2 separate regions of the Homo sapiens genome follow, and region 2 is linked to region 1. Evidence: read pairs that join two places in POLR2A ChIA-PET (ENCODE). Cell type or tissue: CD4-positive, alpha-beta T cell. All regions are shown on one strand. Each heading gives the region's core, and the rest is flanking DNA. Links, peaks and the distances in the headings are about the cores only. Region 1 has its middle 18 kb from the start of LINC02332. Region 2 has its middle 360 kb from the start of TRD-AS1.

Evidence for each region. ChIA-PET counts read pairs that join two places held together with the same protein. Peaks named below come from ENCODE experiments on the same cell type or tissue, not always from the same donor. Only the 100,000 strongest peaks of a DNase experiment are listed, where the experiment ranks them.
Region 2: POLR2A ChIA-PET joins it to region 1 with 6 read pairs; 5 of 35 experiments call an interaction of 5 or more read pairs at or near these places.

What each region holds. Positions count from the first base shown.
Region 1 is chr14:22,536,706-22,542,088 of GRCh38, reverse strand. It overlaps TRA, TRAJ7, TRAJ6 and TRAJ5. Among named protein-coding and RNA genes, the nearest start is that of LINC02332, 18 kb to the left of the region's middle. RefSeq lists an enhancer at 4,743-5,212. In CD4-positive, alpha-beta T cell, for the core only: no CTCF peak of the experiment used is centred there; DNase peaks (open chromatin) are centred at 948, 2,098, 3,365 and 4,988; H3K4me3 peaks cover 5,000 bases; H3K27ac peaks cover 4,963 bases.
Region 2 is chr14:22,121,173-22,126,555 of GRCh38, reverse strand. It overlaps TRA and TRAV26-1. Among named protein-coding and RNA genes, the nearest start is that of TRD-AS1, 360 kb to the left of the region's middle. In CD4-positive, alpha-beta T cell, for the core only: no CTCF peak of the experiment used is centred there; DNase peaks (open chromatin) are centred at 3,225 and 4,165; H3K4me3 peaks cover 2,322 bases.

The DNA.
Region 1 (5,383 bases), core at 75-5,074:
GACAAGAGAGAAAAGTCTCACCTACCAGGTCTTCATTCCACCTACTCACTCCTGAAGATGCATCAGAGGCCTCATTGATGCTGATTATTTCTTTCTAATCATCACGAAATAGCTTCATTTTATTTTGGCAATTGTTGAACACCTATGCAACTGTGCAGCAAATGCTCCAGCCACTGTCGGAACAGCTCCGGGGCAGATTAGTTGCAGGCGTCAACATGCAGGATCTACGATGCCCCAACACTTTGCAGGGTTTCCCTACTAGAAACAATGGCAACTTTAATGCCTTATTCCAAATGTGAATTTTTGGTCTTCTTTGTACACACCTTTCTAACACAACTTGGAGCTGTATATTTCCAAGATGATTCTGCTCCTAATGGAGAAAAGTTTCCTTAGAACAAATCTTTTCTAGGAGGTCTCTCAAGTGGAGACAGGCTTCATATATTTATCATTAGACCTCTTTCTTTTTTACTGCTAGAACTCATTTGTACTGCTTACTTATCGAGATATTGTAAACCTTCCACCTCTGATCTCTGATTCTTGAGAAATACGATAGGTTTCAAGCTTTATAAATTCAGCCTGAACCATGGCTGAGAAGAGGCTTTGATGAAGCACACATATGAACAGATAAATACAGAGGTGCTCTTCCCTGAGAGATGGGCCTTCTCCCACCACAGACATCTGGATGGATTCTGCAATCTCCTGGTTTTGAGGTCTAACAACTCTCTCTGTTAGAGAATATTTGTTAATGTATAAATCATAACTCATCTAGCCAGAAGGCATTTTTTTCCCCACAATCATTTGTTTGGTGACACCTATGTGCCAGGCATTGTGCTGAGCTGTAGAGCTGTGAGGATGAAAAAGGGTCCTGCCCTCATGGAGCTTAAGGTATAGTGGAGGATGTGTGTATGTACCAGGCAATGAGAATTGGAGGCTAGTCATGTCTTCTGTTGTGCTTCCATTGCAACTTGCATGTACCTCCACTATGACGTGGTGACAATAGGCTATAGTTGTCTGTTTGCACTCTGAGCTCCCGGATGGCAGAGACTCTCCCTCCTTCCCTGGATGAAAGAGAACCTCCCTCCTTCCCTCCTTTCCTCCTTTTCTTCCTTCTTCCCTCCCTCCCGGTCCTTCCTCTACTTCCTCTCCTTTCTTTCCTTTCCTTCCCTTCCCTTCCCTCCCATTCCCTTCCTCACACTTAACATAGTGCTTGGAATAAAATAATTGTCCAATAAATATTTGTTGAATACATAAACCCTCTAAATATTTCCATTCGTTTCTAATGCAGTTCTGTTATCTTCTTTCATTAAGACTATTTCATTTCTTCTTTAATTTCTATATGGTTCCTTTTTACAAACTTTTTATTATTTTTATGGCATTATTTAGGCTCTAAGTTCTTCCTATATCTCTCAATTGGATGTGCAGTTTTGAGAAAGTGTGTCCAATGCCCAGAGTCTTTGGGAAGCATAATTCATCACCTTTCATGAAAACTAAATGGAACAAAAATAAATCTTTTGGCATAATCAGTCACAGTTTCTTTTCTGATAAAGATCTTTTGTCTCAAAGGAATCTGTCTCTGCAATGATGAAATGGCCAATTCCCATTGGCAAATACTACCGTTAGAAAACAGACTATTAAGCTAGTGGCTAGGAATTAAAATTTCAAGATATTCAAGCCTCATAAAGAAACATGAAAAATTAGTTCAGGAAGTACAGATTCATCATCTAAGAAAGCAGAGTAGGGGCTTTCTGTGTCTTTGGCCAGAGCCTAAGTTTGGGTACTTACTTGGTTGCACTTGGAGTCTTGTTCCACTCCCAAAAGTAAGTGCTCTCCTGCCCGTGTCCACACCCTGGTACATCACAGTACAAAATCCTGCCCTCTGCCAGCTGGGGGCAGCTGCCCATGACCCTCATACACTCACAGTTTCTTGGGAGAAAAACTTTTAAGCAGCCTATTCTATGGTTTGTTGATACATTTTTCTTTCTCTCTAACTGTATGCGCAATAAACAGTCCCCCTAAGTTTCTCCTTCCCTCCCTGCCATACCTGTATTCTGCCACCCAACCCAATGACTCTGCTGATCTCTTCAGAAGTGCTGAGTCACCATGCCATGGTCGCTATGGTAAGAAGGCTCAGGATGGGCAAACCAAAGGCCAAACAGATGGCCTTTGAGGTGTGAAGTCTTCCTTCACAGAATGCAGGAGGCATGGTGGTGGCACGGTTAATAACAAGGCCCTAGAGTCAAACAGATTTGAGTTAAACTCTAGCTCTGTCATTCGTGGCTATATAATCTTGGATAAGTTACTTATCCCAAGCCTCTGTTTCCTCACCTGTAAAATGGGCAAAATATCGGCTACCTATTATTAGGATGTGTGTAATCACTGAATGAGGATTACATAAAAGACAAGAGAATGGCCACTGGTACGTGTCAGGCATTCAGTAAATAGTAGCTCATAATGGGATGATTCCCAGCAATGCTTTACACTGGGGGAAAGGATGAGGCTTCTTGCAGCCAGAAGCCCAGAAACGCATCCCTGTACCATCCATTCCAGTACCACAGAGTGCCTCAGCACCCTGGCTGGTATGCTCTAATTCAGGGGAAGGTATCTCACGGATTCTAGGGGAGGTGGTGACAGAGTCTCAGGTGGAAGAGACATAGGAGTGAGGGGGCAGAGTAGACCCCTTGGTTGCCAAGAAGAAAGTTCTGTTTTAGAAACCTAACCAAGAGTGAAGTCTTTTTTCACAACTTGGGGATTTGTCCTCTGAAATCATTGTGCAAAACCCTTGTCCGGCACAGCCTCAATCATCTCATCAGACCTGACACTGATAGTTACTCCCAGGCAACAAAGGACTCCTTTAATGATGGAATAGATCACAACACAAACTCTCACTACTACAGTATCCTTCCATAATATAATCTGTCTGCAAAATTTCCCTTGATCATTTCTATAATACTTACACGGATGAACAATAAGGCTGGTTCCTCTTCCAAATGTAGGTATGTAGCTTCCTCCTGATGCACACAGTGAGGACAGCCTTTGATAAAACCTGTTTCATGTGACCTCCCTCTACCAATTGCCCCATGGTATTGGGCAACATCCTGGGAAACCCTCCTGAATACTCTCTGAGTTGTAGAAAGTCTCCTACTGCTGTCCTTAGAGCCCCCGAGTGCTGGAGCCCAGGGGCGGGAGCCAGGGGCTGGGGACTGGAGAGCTCTTTGGCCCCCGTGTACCCAGGGGAAAATACCACCTTCCCATCAGCAGAGAAGCAGGGCAGCAACTCCCCATGTCTGCTCCCAGCACCCCAATACAAACACCACACTCTGCTTGCTTGGGGCAGACATTCTGAGGGTCTGGCTCTGCTACTCTTTAGTCAGATGCAAGGAGCTTCTGAAAGTGCTGCGAGGACAGAGAGCAAAGGAAATTTTATGTGACGTTTTTCCTGAAGCTGTTCTGACCTCCTTTTCTCAGAGTGCTCCTTGTTCTCTTTTCCTTTCCAGAGCTCTTTGGCACTTCCCACTCCTAGTCTTCTTCCTATGGGAGACCCTGGGGTTGGATTTCTGCATATCCCTGTTTGAGGCAACACTAAATCCAAGCAGGATTTAGGCACTTCCTGTGATTTGTGCTTTCATCCTTCCCTCTTTACCACCTAGAATTAGGCCAAGGCATCCAAAGCCCTTGGATTCCTTTATTTCTAATGACCTTGACTCAGACAAGGCCCTGCCTCTGTGAAACCCTACAATTACAGAGAAAAAAGTCACAATAATTTCCATAGAATTTTTGAAAGATGGGAGGAAACAGAGACCATGCTGTCTACTTCAGAGATATGAAAACTGAGGCTCAGGGAGGTCATGGCCTGCGCCACAGTCCTGAGCTGGGGCAGGAACTCAGTACTTGGTTCCCTAGCAGGTGGGCACTGTCAACACTCAGCTTATCTCACACTGGGTTTGAGGGTCACTTAGCAAAGAGCTGTGTGGCTCCACCAAACTCAGGGTGGGAGTAAAGGGCTGGGGCCCCTCCACTGCTGTGCACTGACCATCAGCACGGTCTTGGACAGATGCTAGACCCTGGCATCAGGTCCCTCTGCAACATGAGCAAGATGTCCCCACGGTCCCCTCCAGCTCTCACTTTTGTGGTCCTTTGTTCAATCTGAAATCCAGCCTCAGGGAAGATCAGGGGCAGCTTACATGAGAATGGGAGTGTGGTCAGTGGAGATGCAGAGAAGGGGAGAGTGAAAGAAACCAGGGACAGGCAAAGATTTGGGACAGTGGCCGCCTAAGGTTCTTCGATATAGCACTGATGAATGGCATGTCCTTCCCCCGCTCCCATGGAAATATGATAAGAGGCTCTCCAGCACAGGGTAGGGATGGGGGTGGCTGTGGCCATTTGTGCAGGAGGATCCCAGCTCACTTACTTGGTATGACCACCACTTGGTTCCCCTTCCCAAAAGCGAGTCTGTTGTTCCCATAGTCACACTGTGTAAGTGTATTACAAAAACCTCCTGGTTTTGCCCACCCCTTCTCTGAAGACACATCCCCTTCACAGTAGCTCTAAGATCTGGAAACCCTGAAAGGCGGATGCTAAAGTTTTCCTTGTAATGGGTGGTATGAAGACTTGAAGGAACCTCCCTAAAGGGTATAAACAGCACCAGACCCCACTGCTACCTGTTGGCCTTCATTTTCCTCATCACAGCTATCAATAAACACAGCTTTGGCTATTTCTCCTTTGGGAAAAACAGAATCTTCATAAAACTTCATGAAAAACATTGTATCCTACATAGGCTGGATGGGTGTGAGTATTTCTAAAGATACCAGAGAGCAGGCGGGCATTTTCCTACTTCATCTGCCATGCCTGAGAAGAAGGTACCATTTTCCTAGTGACATGTGCAAAAATGTATTTTTCACCTTGCCATAAATGCACACTGTGCTGGAGCACATGCTAAAGACATGCCTCGGCATGACTCAGAGTCACTCCATCCTCTTGGGGCTGAGTGAGAGTCTTGGGTGACTCACGCCTGACTCATTCCTGTTTCTGTCCTCACCCCCGCTCAAGGATGCTAACTGCCAAGGGGGCTTTTGTCCTCAAGAAAGTCAAAGATCTCAGCACAGAACAGACTCAATTCCGTTTCCAGAAACATATTTGGGGGAATCATGTGTGTTCTCTGCCAAAGAATGCGGCTGTGCATGGTCATACCTGTCCTGTCTCCAGCCCTCAGGAAACCCACCCCCCTATCTTGGCACATACACATATAAATTGTTGTTAGACTTTTTATTATGAGTGCTTAGTTTCTCTGATAAGACTGGAAGTTCTTGAGATCAGAAGCCTAAGATAGCTTAGGGTTTTAAAAATTCTTTTCTTTGTTTCTTTCTTTTAAAACCAATGATGATTC
Region 2 (5,383 bases), core at 277-5,276, 420 kb after region 1:
ATGAGGTTAAACAATGTGTGTTCAGATTTTAGTGTTAGACAATCTCAGGTTTAAAAATAAATTTAAACTTGATGCTCACTTATTAATACTGTGAATATTAGCAGGTTTTTAAATCTCTTTGAGACTCAGTTTTCTAATCTGTAACATACATCTCAAAATAATTCTCAACCAAATGGTAATAAATATTAAAATATGTGATATACTTAGGGATTTCCTGTAAAGATATTGACCTTCAAGGCCTAAAGGAAAGGAATACTTGATAGGTTAAAATATGTAAAAATTTAAAATTATATTAGAAATAAGCAATAAAAAGGTAATGTTAGAATAAAATATTCATACAAATAATGTATTATTTAAGGCATGAAACTAATTCTTACGAATAAAAAGAGAAAAGAGGACAACTAAATAGAAAAATATTCAAAAGGTAGGAATAAGCATATTGCCAAATGAAAAAGTGCCAATACATGTAGAAAAAAGTTGCTCAAAAACACTATGAATCAGGAAAATGACTAAAGATAATATATCTTTGGATTATTAAAAACTGGGCTGGGTGCGGTGGCTCACACCTATAATCCCAGCACTCTGAGAGGCCAAGGCTGGCAGATCTCTTGAGCTCAGGAGTTTGAGACCAGACTGGGCAACATGGCAAGATCCTGTCTCTACAAAAAGTAGCCAGGAGTGATGGTGTGTACCTGTAGTCCCAGCTAGTCAGGAGGCTGAGGTGGGAGGATTGCTTGAGTTTTGGAGGTGAAGGTTGCAGTGAACCGAGATCCGGCCACTGCACTCCAGCCTGGGTGACAAGAGTGAGACCCAGACTCAAAATAAATAAATAGAATAATTAAGTAAAATAAAAATAAAAGCCGTTAGTAATTCTCAATTCAATTTTTATAAAAATGTAAAATGAGTTCTTTCACCTACTGTTGGTTGGAAGCTATTTAACACATTATATGTATTATATTTATTAATTATATAATAGTTATAATGGATACATTATGTGTATAATAATACATATATATGTATTATATGGAGTGTAGTTACATCCTTTGGAGGGCAAATTGCCACTTTCTCCAAAAATTTTAAATGCAACTTCCCTTTGACATAGTAATTTCAGTTTCAGAAATCTCATTAAAATAAACACTTCCACATACACACAAACTAAGGTGAATCTGTAAAGATGTAGAACACAATGTTCTTTATGACAGTGAGGCAATAGGAACAAATATGCATCAAGAGAAAAGCAATTATATGATGGAATGTCTCAAAGTACTAAATAAGCACCAAAAAGAATAAAGTGAACTTCTCTATTGATATAGAAAGATCTCTAGGACAATTTATTAAATGAAAAATAAATGGCAAGTTAAAAAATCTAATAAATCCAATTTACATGACAAAACTGTGTGTATGTATGTAAGTTTGTGTGTGATTGCATAAAGTTATATGCAAACATAGATAACTGAAATTAAACTGGCTATCATGGTATACCTTAAACTGTCAAAGCTAGTGTTCTTTGAAAAGAGTGTTGTGAGATAGGGAAGAATGAGGAAATGCAGCTAGGTCTTTCACTTTTGCTTTATCTGAGTCTTTTATGGTAAGATGGATTTGTGTGCTGCTTAGGAAATAAAACGTGATGAAGACTATTTAAAGATTCAAGACTTCAAGAAAAATAAAAACAAATTAATATTCATTTGATTTTTGTTTCTTTCCAAAAAGAAAAACCTTCATCACAAATATGCATGCTCTAGTAACTGATGTTACTGCACTAGTAAGAAAGAACATTTCAGATTTTTCTTGCAGAAACATCAACTTGTTTCTGGTAATTGGAACAACTATAACAGCATGCATTTCAAAGCTTGGACTTGCCCCTGGATCCAGACGAAAAAAGCCTTTGGGACAAGCAGAATTATTTTGATTTTCCTTATCCATTCATTTTTACTAACAAACTGAAATGATTTTTTTTTGACATGAAGAAGAGTCTTGAAAATTCTTAACCCTCTTCATTTTATTGCTATGTTCAAATTATGATTCACAGCCTCTTTATCATTTTTCTCAGCCGCATCAACAATAAAGTTCTTATTCTTATCTTTTTACCCTTCATCGTATCTCCCTTATTTACTTTACCTATTTTCCTCCTTCTCTCCTTCCCTTCCTTTTCCTCTTTTCTTGTTACTTTTTGACTCCTATCGACATTTTGCTCTAGGTGAATGCTACCCTCCTCCTCACTTGCCACCAGGGAGATATTGCACAGGTGCAGCCCCATCTGTCCCAGTGTGCGACTCTGACGATGCAATAGTACACAGCAGTGTCTCTCAGCGTAGCGTGGGGCAGGATCAAGGTGCTGGACTTTCTGTCTTCTGTGATGATCAGAGAGGCCATTTCATTGGTTTCATTGTTTTTTAGACCATGAATGATATACTGTGGCCCCTGGGAGTGAATCTGTCGATACCAATACACATACTCATTTCCACTGATGGTAGAGTGATTACAAGGCAGGTTTGCAGCTCTTCCTTCAGCGCAATCCATGGAGGTGGGCTGGGTGGTCTTAGCATCAATTATAGTTCCTAAGGGGTCAAGAAAATCAGATTAGCTCCTGACTCTCAAACCAATGCAATTCTATGGATCAAGGATACAACACTCCCTTAACACTCCAAAACTTTTATGTCCTGCAAGAACACAAAAAATATCATTGCTGTTAATTATAAAGACCAAAGATACATGCCAATAATCAGAGACCCTCTAGGCTGTATTCCATGGGAGCTTGATTTAGTAAACCCATAGATTTCTTAAAACTGAATACTGCCAAGGGCTCTTCTGGGATTATGGTTATGATCTAGCCTGGTATGTAGATGTATGTACTTCCTAGACAAATGCACAGAACAGTTCTCAGTCATATCTAGTATGCTGGATAAAGCACAGGGAGCATAGAGGGCAAACCACCCTTCGGGGTCCCTTGTCCTCAGAAGCCCTCCCTAGGTAGACACAGAGCACTTACCAAAGGTCAGAAACACAGTTACTCTTGCCACCAGCCTCATACTTCAAGGACAAATGAGGATTGTGGACCCAGAGTTCAGTTTTTGTGTCTGATTCTAGGTTTAAAGAATTTCCAGAGAACAGAAGCAACAGCTACTAGTAAAGACTTGCAAGGAGTGCAGCTCTCATTGTGTTGTTGTCAGGATCTTGTCAGCCAATGATAGAGCAGTTGCTTTTCTATGTCTTCCTCCCCAGGTTTAGTCATGTTCCTGAGAAGACGGTGAGGATATCAACCAGACATCCTCAACTCAGGGGGTGTCTACTGAAATCATTTATGAGGTTTAAAGTCTAAGAGGCTGGCACAGAATGAGGAAAACTGATCATAAGGATGTATCTATCCAGACCTTTTCTTCCATCATTTCTTCCTCAATGTACCAAATAAAGTTTCCTCTGCTCCATGGAGCTTGTGGAAAGTGTCATTAAATCCCAGAAGCCTATAGTGAGCTCTGTGTTGTAAGGAGTTGGAAATTCCCATCTACATTCTAGAAAACGGAAGTGAAGTTCAAAAGTAGGAAGTGATGTGCTCAGGGGGAAAATAAAAATTGATAACATTGACACTGAAAGCTAAGTCTCCCCAAACTCGGGTTTTCTATAGAGGTCCCTGGAATCATGTGTTGACTGTTGTCTAAGTAGCCATTTCTCAATATATCTGTTCTTGATATAGTGACTAATGACATAAATGGTGCTGGCTCTCATCCTCCTTAAACTCATGGCCTTCATGTTCATTTCCTAATTTCTATGCCCGTGCTTATGCCTACTGTGTGCACCAAGGACACTGAGGCGGAAAGAAAAGAGACCAGGAAAAGCAAAGAAGTTTGGGGTGACGGTGGTAAGAATAGGTAAAGGAAAGGAAGAAAAAGGTGTAAGGAATAGGGGAGGTAAGAGATGATTAGGGAAGTGAAACTTGGAGAAAGCAGTGTTAAGGGAGGTGCTCTGAAAAGACTTAGTCCATCAGTGTAAGGGCCCCAGAACTTTTGAAGCCATAACACACTTAATAAGAGATCATAAAGTACAATTTGTCTAAAGAGGATAAAAGTGTATCATTTTTTTTCCTGTTTTCTGTGGAACTTTAGTGGAAAACATAAGCTTAGCGTCCCTTCTGCAAGAAAGAAACCTGAGTTTTAAGGTGAAGCAGCCCCCTCTTGTGACTGACTGACTGAATGAACTGTGTAGCTATAATCAGGCAAAAAGTCAGCCAGCAATCTTCTGACTCTTTTATCAGGTTTGAAGGTAGGTATCTTAGTTTTAATACCTCTGTACTCATCTTTGTTTTATCAGTCCTCTAACACTCCAAGAAAGGTTTTAACTATTTTTTAAATTACTTTGTTATTTCAATAATATTCCCATTATAATTCTCAATTGCTGACTTGGAGTTAATTTTTCTTTTGTTTCTAATATTCCCATAATTAAAGGCTAGTTCAAAAGCCCATACTATTCAATGTTTATAAGAGATATTGGCGGCCGGGCATGGTGGCTCACGCCTGTAATCCCAGCACTTTGGGAGGCCGAGGCGGGCGGATCATGAGGTCAGGAGATTGAGACCATCCTGGCTAACACGGTGAAACCCTGTCTCTACTAAAAATACAAAAAATTAGCCGGGCATGGTGGCAAGTGCCTGTTGTCCCAGCTACTTGGGAGGCTGAGGCAGGAGAATTGCTTGAACCCGGGAGGCGGAGGTTGCAGTGAGCTGAGATTGTGCCATTGCACTCCAGCCTGGGCGACAGAGCAAGACTCTGTCTCAAAAAAAAAAAAAAAAAAGAGATATTGGCACAGAATAAGCACTCAATAATTACTTGTTTCATGAATGCGTAGATGAGTCATAACTGACAAATTTACTGAGAGAACTTATGCTGAGCAAATCTTTAAATTATTGTCTGTGCACTCTTTCAGTTTTCTGGAATAGAATTTGAACAAAAGACTACAATGGGGTAAACACAGGGTCAGATTTGTAGGCAAAAATTCAATGATAGACAATAAATTTCCCCAACACGGGTGTGAAAAATCAAGCTACAAAGATATAGAGTAAAAGTCATAGTAATAATATTCCATTCATTTAAAAAATATTCACTAAGAGCCTACTCTGTACCAGATCACAAAGATGTAAGTTAACAGGACAGTACTGCCGAAAATATAAGAAGAAACAAGCAATTACTGAAAGTAGGGAGGACTATATCATGTTGTTACATTAACAAAGGCAGAAGAAAAGTAATTAATGCAATTTCCTTTTTTGCTTTTGGTTTGTTCGCCTTTATTTTTTGGAAGACAATTGAGGCCACTAACAGGTGATTTTTTAATGGTATTGAAAAACCATTAAGTATTTTGCATAGCTCTAAAGAATAAAAAATGTATTTGTCCA